3 separate regions of the Homo sapiens genome follow, and regions 2 and 3 are each linked to region 1. A link is a contact called in ENCODE Hi-C data. All regions are on one chromosome and are shown on one strand. The core of a region is the stretch at or near the end of the contact, and the rest is flanking DNA. Distances in the headings are between cores, read along the strand shown. Region 1 overlaps LOC107986772 (a long non-coding RNA gene). Region 2 overlaps HDAC9 (histone deacetylase 9). Region 3 holds the start of HDAC9 (histone deacetylase 9).

Region 1 (3,362 bases), core at 399-2,898:
GCAACCTCTGCCTCCCAGGTTCAAGCAATTCTCCTGCTTCAGCCTCCAGAGTAGCTGGGACTACAGCTGCATGCCACCACACGCAGCTAATTTTTGTATTTTTAGTAGAGACAGGGTGTCATCCTATTGGCGAGGCTGGTCTCAAACTCCTGACCTCAGGTGATCCACCAGCCTCGTCCTCCCAAAGTGCTGGGATTACAGGCATAAGCCACTGCAGCTGGCCTATGATACATAATTTTAAAAGCTGCCTCATTTCATAAGGAAGGCCATGTAATACATAGTTTCTGATCAGCCATCTAATTATTACTAGAAAGCAAAGTTTATAATGCCAGTCAATGTGGAATTTAAGTCTAAGTATTTTCCTAATTATATATCTCTATATATTGAAGTTAGATACTAAGGTTTCTAAAATGCCATAGGGTTATGATTAAAACTAATAACTATATTTTCTGTGACACAAGATGACTCAGGGGCTCTCAGACAATAGCTACTTTGTCTACATTAGTGGCCTCATCATTTCCATTAAATAGCTATTTACATTGTGAAAATGTATGCCGTGATATAATGGCTAGAAATGCATTTGTCTGTTAGAATAAGAAAATCTCTTCTGTAGTAGAGCACTGTCATCTTTATAATCCTAGTGAAAGTCAAATAAAATAAACAGCATCTACTTTAAATCATCTAAGCATAATGTTAGTATTCTGCTGTAACAGAAAAAGGAACTGTTGCATCAGCTATAAATCAAACACCTTCAAGATTCCCATCTGCATTTTTTCAATTTAAAACACTACATTTTACATAACATTTTGGAAACTGAAACGCCAGTTAATTAGGTTCATATGGAATCTATTTATCTAAGTGAGAATTCAAGTCGAACATATTAGAAATAATACTGTATGGGTATAAATGTAGAGATGCTGTTCTTTATTGCTGGCCTCCTCCTTTTCACAGGAGAGATTACTTCAGTAGCTACTGAACTACAGGCATTCTCACTGTTTTAAAAAAAATGCTCCATGAATATATTTTGATGATAGTTATATTCTAGTAAACAGCCTAGAAAATAGTTGTTTTCCAAAATTTAACATTGTCCAGCCAGACACATTCTTAGCAGCACCCAAGATTTTTTTCCACTAAGTGATGGAATATTTGTAAATACTGTTCATGCAGAGTTTATTGCAGCTACAATTCTTAGGAGCAAATAAAGTTTGCCTTGTAGCAAACTGTATTGCCTTGAGGCTCTCTTCTAAGGGGGAGCTTCATGACATCTTTGCCAGAATTTTCCAAGGAAAAAGGAAGTATTTTTTGGGATAGGAGATATAGGCCAACAAAGAATAAGGAGGTTTTTGCTTTTTGTGTTACATTTGCTTCCAGTTGTGGTAGAAAGTCATAGCGCCTTCCTGGAACAATATTTTATAGGACATTGGTGACATTAGATTTTCTGATAGTGTTTGAACGACTGTCCTATAAACTTTCATCAAAAGTCAACCACATTTCCTGTTTATTCATTCACTCACTCATTTATTCATTCCACAAACATTGACCCTGTTACAAGAGACAAATTAGTTAATATCCCTGCCCTGGGAGAATTCAAACTCATCTGTATTCTTTTCCTGTAATCTCTCTTAGCAGCCCAACCAGGCTTTTAAGACATTAGGAGGATAAGAAGCAGTCTCAATTTAGTCCCAACCTGTTAGATCCAACCACAAACCATGTATGTTAAGGTAGTGCTCAGTTTTACAGTCACCTTCAGGAAGCAATTCTGAGAATTAGCACTGTATAGTTTAAGAAACGTTGATTGTTTTTGATGCTTCAGTAAAATAAGCCTCAGAACTGAAACTGAGTCATGTATAAAAATTCAGGTTTTACAGTCAGAGTGCCAGGTTGATCTCACCTATAACCTATTAGCCATTTCTTCTGACACACTCAAGGTCAGGCTTTCTCCTTTCACTTAGACACTCAAACTTCAAACTAATGTGCACAGAGTCACCTGATAAAAAATATGGATTTCTGGGCCCCATAGCTTATGAAGTGAATCATAATCAAGGGTTGGGCCTAGTCACAGTCATTGGCTTTTTTATTTGCTCCAGAGACAAGTATGCACACTATCGTTTGAAATCTAGACCTAGAGAGACAACTGAGATGACCTCTTAACCCAATCATGTTAATATTTCATCCAATTTGCCTTAGATAGCTTTGTTAAAATAATCAAAAGTCTTTGGTGGCTATTTTTAAGGACTTCAATAAATATAGATCTAGCCAAATTTTTTACTTATTGCTTACTCCTGACCTACCCCAAACCTGTGCTGGATTAGTTCATGTTTCTTAACTATCACTATTACCTCCCCGCTCTAGCTTTGCTCAGCATGTTCCCTTCTTCTTGTCAACTTTTTAATCAGTCCAACCCAAATGGTCTCTCCTCCTTGAGACTTAGCCTGGTTCCCTCAAGGAGACACACTTTCTCTTTCCTTTGAGGTCATCAAACCCTTTATTTTATGATAGTGATCATATTTTACCTTATAGTTACATTTATATTTGTCATTCTCCCTTTAGACTGTAAAGTTCTAAAGTAAAGAATATCATGTCTTGCTGTAGTTGATAATATGTTCAACTGAAAAGTAGAACAATTAATGCTCTTTTCATCTTTGATGTTAGCAGAAATCATCTGTATGTTCTGCTGCGATCAAAGACTAAGCATTAACTGTTCTACATCTCAGGTGAGTATAAATTAAGTATAAATTGTGCTTTTATTTATTCCAGTCATCTCATGATCAGATATGTTGCCATTTATAGGATGTTTGTATTCCTGCTTTTCTCCAATATACTAAATATTGGTAGGTATACTCTATTACGTACTTCTCACTGTTTTTTTAATGTATAATGCTTATGAAATCTTGATATAAAGGAGAACTGTGAAAGGATTGGGAATCAGGGAATTCATGTGTTAAAATCATGCTAATATAGTTTTAGCACATTGCTTGTAACATATCTCTCAATGGAGGGTGAAAAAGAATCTATTCTTTAAAAAGTTAGTAATTAGCTTTTTTTCTAATGAATTTCAATTAAAACCCCCCTTTTGTATAAATATTGAATGAAAGTACTCTGGAAGTGATTGTTTAATGTAGAGGGAAATAAAGCAGATGACAGAATGAGTTGACGGCCCAATATAGGAAAGAATTAAGCAGAAATTATAGACTAGAAACAGGAAATGTATTAAAAGAAAAGCAAAAAGCAGTAAGAAATTGCTTAGAGGAACAGATCTACGGAAACCAATGTTTATAGATGACATTTTTAGTTCTGCACTGTTATATTAGTCATAAAAAATATTTCTCAAAATAACTGAGTTTTTCACTCTTGAATTTTCT
Region 2 (3,362 bases), core at 644-3,143, 1.4 Mb before region 1:
TGAAAATGTGGCCAGACAGCTAGGGGTGCACTCTTAGCATATTGTTGGGAGGCCCTGGCTCCTTAAGAGTTTCCCAGCACGGAGCTTTAGTCCTCTCCATCCCTGTCCTTTCTTTGTTAAAACGTCTATCCCCACATCTAAAGAGCACTTACTAATCAGGTATCTTTTGGTTTAGTCTTTCAGAGTGTGTGGCTGTTAGTTCTGAATGGCCCTAAGTGCTTTTTTGTACTTAGTGGAGCCAACTTAGCCATTCACAGAGAAGCAATCTCTCTATAAATGAACAGATTTTCACACGTGGGCTGTAATATATGCATAACACATTTCTCGCGGTGTTAATTTTGGTCTAACATCCTCCTGTTGGTCTTGATTACCTTGGAGACTTACATCCTGTCTTCTGTATATATGTAGTTGTTAGTCACTTCTACTAAGTTGTCTCACCACCATTTCTCAAGAATGATAACAGAAGACACAATATTTCAATAACTGATTTTTCCTTTCAACAAATGTTCATTCAACCTCCTGTTTCCAGACATCGTACTAAGGCTTAGTCAAATCTAAACCTCGTGTAAAACTCTAAAATGCTGTAAAGGTCCAGCTAACTTTGTAGTAAAAATAAATGGAATCATTTCAGAATATTAATTGAATGTTTTTTTAAAAACAATACTAAGTAAAATGTAAATCTGAATATAGGTTCACTTCAAATTTATTATCGTTTTTCTAAAAACTGGAAATCCTAGACTGTTGTTTATTATTAGTCATATTATTGATATGGCTGCAAGTCAAACATAATCTGAATTGAACGTATCTTGAGAAAACAACAGCATACGAATAAATATGGTGAGACAGTATGGTGATAAATGCCATTTGGGATAGCATATTAATGGTGAAAAAATAGATAGCAATTTTTTAATTGGGAGTATTAGAAGCTTTATCCATTTTGCTTATTTTATTCATGGTGTGCAAATCAAATAGATGGACGACTGGACACAAATTCTGTGTAAATGATCTATATTGTGACAAATCGCAAGGCATCTGGTTAAGTGAGATATCTCCCTTGGGAAATAAAACGAAACAAGAAGTGTTTTTCTTCTTAAAAATCTGTACCCTGGTAGATAGGATCCAACATAAAATTAAACATCTCATCTAACTTTTCCAATGCCATGTTTCCAAAAGGAAATTACATTAAATTTGTCCATTCAAAATGCAAAAAGCAAGACATCCAAGAATGAGGTTTGTAGCAGAATGTAATTTTAAAGACATGATTTTTCTCCATTACTGGAGATATCAAACATTTTAAAAGCCTGTTCTTTCCTAATTGGATTCCAGATCATTATTTTTTTGGCCAAAAAAGAAAGGTTTTCTGCATTCTTAAAATAATTAGGCAAGATTTCAAATCAAATTATCCAATTTCAAACCTCTATTTTTCTCTCTAAAACGCCTGTTAGAGGAGGACTGCCGATGACTAAGCTTTGTGTCATTCTCATGGCTTTATTAGGAGAATGTTCTAAGTCCTTCACTTTCTATGTAATCAGAACTATAATTTCTTCAGGTTATTTTAAGACCCAGCTATGGCTAAAGCAGGAAACTCAATTTTATTCTGAGCTGTAGACATGTCGACACAGCAGAGCAGGGCTCCAGCTTTCTGGGCTATCTTCTTTCATAAACCCTCTTGCTTGGTGTCAGACCAAGGCTCTAGGCTAGTTGTACTTACTCTCTGGGTGTCAGGTAACTGTTTCCAAGACATTTACGGTAGTAGGACTGTTATTTTGGAAAATATGTGTTGACATATTATTATTCTACAAATGAACAGCTTACTTGTCCAGAGAGCACCACTCTTCATTACATCAATTCGAAAATCATATTCAACAGAAGGGCAGTTGAGAAAACCCAGGTGCCAGAAACATTTGATAAAAAAGCAGAACAGAAAGCTCATATGTCTACATGGTTCATCATACTCCCTTAGAATTTTATAACTTAATTAACCAACTCCATTTAGGCTTGCTTAGTTGCCTCTAATTATTCAGAAAAATTTTCTGTGTTGCAAAGTAATATTAATAGTGAGTGACATTTCTGCAAGTAACAGGTAACCTATTTCTTCTATAGTTGTGATATATAACTAAGTAAAGAAAGGAGAATAGGACAGTATAATAAAATAGAAAAAGTTACCTGCAAGAGGTGGTCTTCAGAATGAAAAGAAAAATATAGCATGATTACTTTAATATTTTGATGTATATCACGAAGTTTCTCACAGATACGTAAATTAATCTTATTCCTGAAGTAAACTTATTAATACTTTTAATTATTAATAAACATACTGATATAAAAACACTTTATTGAACTGTGATTTTCATGCTAGCATTTTTTTTCTTTGGGTTAAAATACTTTTACTACTTTTCTGCTCCTACTACAACAATAAAATAATGGAAACAAGTACCATGAATCCATTAGTTGAGCTTACTATGCTATATGTACTGTATACCATTCTACATTTTTTTGCATTCATTAATATATTGAGCTCATCCTTCTATGTTAATATCTTCAGACATTACTTAATAACTTTAATGACTTGTATTTCAGAGTATGGATTATGTATTGACTTATAGTTAGATTGCCCTCAGTTTTCCATTATTATAAATAAAACTGCTGATAAATATCCTGGTACATAAATTATTGTGAATTTGTGCAAGTATTTCTGTATACCAATTAAGTGGAATTACTAGATTGTTGGGTGTGTAGATTTTTAATTTTTATAGTACTGCCAATTTATGCTGCTCCAAAATTTGAACAGTGTGCTCTTCCACTAATACATGACAACACCCCTTTCCTCCAAACCACAATCAACACTAAGCATTATCTAGTCATTTATTTTTACTCCCATAATGTTGACAAAAATGGCACCTCATTGATGTGTTAATCATGACAAAGATTGATCATCTTCTCGGATACTTACTGCCTATTTTTGGTTATTCCTTTGTAAATGTCTTATTCATAGCCTTTGATTATTTATCCACTGAGTTACTGGTATTTCTTACTGATTTACAGTTTATATTTCTGCTTTATAGATATTAACCTCTTGAGCATTTAATATATGGTAACTTTTTATTTGTCTGTCATGTAATAAAAAATAGTGTCATAATTTGTCATTTAATTTGTTTCTGACTACGAAGAATACCAAGTCAACAATTATTCTTTTTTAACTTTCTCTAGATAGGATTACACTGACCTAGATCTTTCCTAGAATGAGTTGTGATGACATCACATAAGCTCATTAATATAAATAGAAATATTTTTCCAAGGCACAATGTCTAAACTATATTTTTTGCTGGCATCATTTTCATATTGATCTATGAAGTAGGGTCTTC
Region 3 (3,362 bases), core at 495-2,994, 1.4 Mb before region 1:
TTGGGTCAACAGAAGGATCTTAAAATTAACATAACTAACCAAGGTTTAAAGAAAACTAGCTTTAAACATAGATCCCCATATGGGAAGGTGTATTAACACCAAAACAGACATCATGCCAACCTGTGGAATATTTCTTTCACACCTAGCTCTACAAAGTAAACACTGCTTTATGTGGCATTCTTATCATGGAAATCTAGGCGGTGATCTATAATTACGATTAAGCCCACATGGGAAGTGGGATCTAAGTGAGAACTTTAAGCCAATTTTAGGTTGAAACATTCAGAAGAGGACAGAAACAAAGAGTTCCCAAAGCTTTAGGAAATAGCCATAGGAAATAAATATGAAAGGCAATAATTACACGTTAAGTGATACTGCCTGGAGAGTATGTTCATTTAGTAAGTATAAATTGACAAGGCTGACAAGCTCAATCTCCCACCAGCTCATCTCCTTGAGAAACTAGAAATTAGAATCTGTTCCTATTATCCTTTAAAACGCTGCACCTGCTTTTAACACATTTACATGTGTGTTATGCCATCACATCTGCCTGACAATGCTAGACTTCCCACATGTTTTTGAAGAAAATTAAAATAAGCATCTGCTAATAACAATTTTATTTCATCCTAAACAGTTTCATTTGGGGCTGATGAGAAAAAGCCACATAATGGAAAAAAGAAAACTACCTTTATAACTCTGTGGCAAACACATTTTAGAAGGTAGGTCTATAAATAGATGTGCTTCTGTAGGCACAGAGTAAATATAAAATCGTCAGGCTAGCGGGGCTGCAGTTTAAACTGAAGCCCCAATATGAACTTACCTGATTTTTAAAGTCCTATTAGAATAGGCTTACAATCAGTACACAGCTCCTTTTTCTAGTTGCATAGTAAAGGCAAAACACCCCCAACTACATTTTACTTATCTCAGTCTCATCTTTCATCAGAAGCAATAGTTTGCAATTTCATTCAGAAGCTGCTGTCCCTAAGCAGACTGAATATGCACAGAAACAGTAATGGAAGGGATCTAAGTTAAACCCTACAGACGCACCAAGAAAATAGCAACATCAACACGAAAAAGCAGCAATTTCCTTAAGAGAGGTGCTTTTCTTAGCTGCATTTCCCAAGCCAGCCCCCTTTCAAACCTAAAACGTCTCAGTTATGAAAGAGGATCTTACCTGAGCTGATCATACTGTGCATTCTTTGCTGAGCCAAGAGCTGCTCTCGTCCAGCCACCCCATCTGAGGAAAAACAGGAGTCACTCTCGTAAATTGTCTGCAGCATATTCCAGTCACTCTTACTTCAGCTACATGAAACATTCATCACTGCTCAGTGCACCGGCCCCAGGAGCTACCCTCGCTGGTTCTCCCTCCTCCCTGAGGAGAAGCAGCAGAGGATCAACTTCGACAATGATTTCCTTTCTGCTCAAATGGGCATCCACTTTTAAAAAGACCTGGACACTTTTCCCATGTTACCAACCTGTGTGCAAAGCAGAAAGGACAGAGTGGATGCTATAGCTCTCTGGAGTTTAGGTTATCCCGGAAACTACAAGCAGGTGGGAAATAGGAACGTGCTTCGGGGTTATTTCTTTGTCAGAATACGTAGAAAATTATTAAGTCTACCCACGAGAAAAAGAAACCAATTAAACCTGGCTTAGAGTTCTTCAGGCTGCTAGGGTTTTGTTGCAAAAACCCTCAGTCCTGCAAGTGGCTCCAGCCGGTGCCCTTCTCCTATCTGTGTCTGTGCCTCTCTTCCCCCTTTCTCAGTCTCTCTCAGCTCAAGTTGGCTAAAGCGAGTGATAATCCATTTGCATATGAATCAACAACAGCATGGCCCACAGGCACAGAAATAGAACAATGGTCGGCCTGAGCCAAAAATAGGTCAAGCATGGCCGAGTGATTGGAGCCTGCATTAATGCATTTAAAAATACCCCAGCAAACCCAGCTGTCCAGCCTCTATCTTTCCAACCATAATTCTCTATCGCAGGGCCTTAAAACCAATTAACTCTTTCCTCTCTCGAAGCTTGCTTTACACACTGTGTTTCCATACTGGCGATTCGCTTCCAAAGAAAGGAAGGCAAGAAAAAAAATTAAGAATCATAATTCTAAGAGGGCAAATGCACATACATTTCATTTCATTTTATTTTTGTAGTATGTGTTTTTGGAAGAGAGAGGAGAGAAGTACAGAGCTCTGTATTGGTTCTAAAATAATACTGGAAGCTTTTGCTCATAATGTGGTTTCTGCCTCACCCACGCACAGCAATCCTGGTGTTCTATTTTTGTTGCCTGTTTCTCAGGCTACACTGCAGTTGGCTGTAGCACTAGAAGCTTTTCTGCCTTCTAGTTTCAGGACTAACAGGAGATTTAGCAGAGGTACTTTTGGAAAACAAGCACACCCCAGAATAAAATTTTTATGAAGGACAGGCTTGATTTTTTACTTGCTATTTATGCAAGACAATTGTCCATTTCACAAATCCTATTGTATCTTAGTACCACCTATGAATTTTATCGCATCCATCCAGTTAGTACTATATCTATAAACAAAACAAAACACAAAACACAAAACCGTGGCTTATATGTGAAAATTTCCCCTCAGCCTCTCAGGCTAAATTCAATTTACTTGCAAAAGGAAAAGAAAGTAGTCTGATTTCTTATGGATACAGAATTTCTGAGCATATGCACCTGTTGATGGATAAATCATATATATGGTTAGTACCCAACTATGACTGTTCTGCATTCAGCTATACATTGGTTGCCCGAAATATGGACCTCCTAACTTTTCTGTAGAAATAGCATTTATGATAGTCAATAGATTACCAGACACATTGTGGCGTTCAGCTATACAGTACAGTAGATAGTATCAGAGTTTTATAGTCTCTGGTGCTACATTTATATCCTTTCTATATAAGAGATAAATTTTACATTCCAAAGAGGGATCCTAGCATCTTGTCACTTCCAAGAGCAAACCCAAAAGTGATAATCTACTAGTCATGGAAGCTCTTTTCTCTTTTCTAAACTAAATCAGCGAGGAAAATGTAATTCTAAGGCATCAGAAGCAACAGGGGAAAGAGAGGAAAAAGCAGATTATTTCAAAATTCCCAGAACAATCCGATGGAAGAGGGATCTTGGTCAACTCCAGAGTATGAAGTCAGAGGGGGCAAACAAGGGGACACAGAGTTTTGATGAAAGGGAAGAAATAAGCACGTTAAATCATTCATCAAATAGGCCACTGCTGAATTCCTCTTCTTTCACAGATTAATTTCTACTGAATACTCTACTTCTTGAAAAATTGTATTTGGATATGTAAGTTACAATTTTTAAAAAATATATATTCCAAACTGCGTTTGACTTAAGCTACACAACAAAATCTTAT

The links. Hi-C counts contacts between places; a loop is a spot of excess contacts on that map. Pooled maps may share reads with other maps.
Region 2: a map with no recorded cell type shows a loop between it and region 1 (4-fold over the local background). The contact joins two enhancer-like sites. A Hi-C loop is called at or near these places in 5 of 37 single-sample maps with no recorded cell type and 2 of 50 pooled maps.
Region 3: a pooled map shows a loop between it and region 1 (2.0-fold over the local background). The contact joins the promoter of HDAC9 here to the enhancer-like site in region 1. A Hi-C loop is called at or near these places in 2 of 37 single-sample maps with no recorded cell type and 3 of 50 pooled maps.

The regions. Positions count from the first base shown.
Region 1 is chr7:17,137,761-17,141,122 of GRCh38, reverse strand. The region is part of intron 1 of LOC107986772 (a long non-coding RNA gene); the gene reads right to left. LOC101927609 (a long non-coding RNA gene) reads left to right here. Exons shown (of 12, transcript XR_007060234.1): 10 at 2,758-2,831. Among named protein-coding and RNA genes, the nearest start is that of AHR, 160 kb to the left of the region's middle. Within about 2 kb of position 1,648, at least 4 of the 41 ENCODE cell types and tissues checked have a DNase peak (open chromatin) inside an H3K27ac peak, as active enhancers do.
Region 2 is chr7:18,519,087-18,522,448 of GRCh38, reverse strand. All of the region lies in intron 2 of HDAC9 (histone deacetylase 9), which reads right to left. Among named protein-coding and RNA genes, the nearest start is that of HDAC9, 25 kb to the right of the region's middle. RefSeq lists a silencer at 203-282. Within about 2 kb of position 1,893, at least 7 of the 41 ENCODE cell types and tissues checked have a DNase peak (open chromatin) inside an H3K27ac peak, as active enhancers do.
Region 3 is chr7:18,494,131-18,497,492 of GRCh38, reverse strand. It overlaps HDAC9 (histone deacetylase 9), which reads right to left and starts at 1,744. Exons shown (of 26, transcript NM_178425.4): 1 at 1,470-1,744; 2 at 1,169-1,231. The coding sequence starts at 1,190. RefSeq lists an enhancer at 1,966-2,015.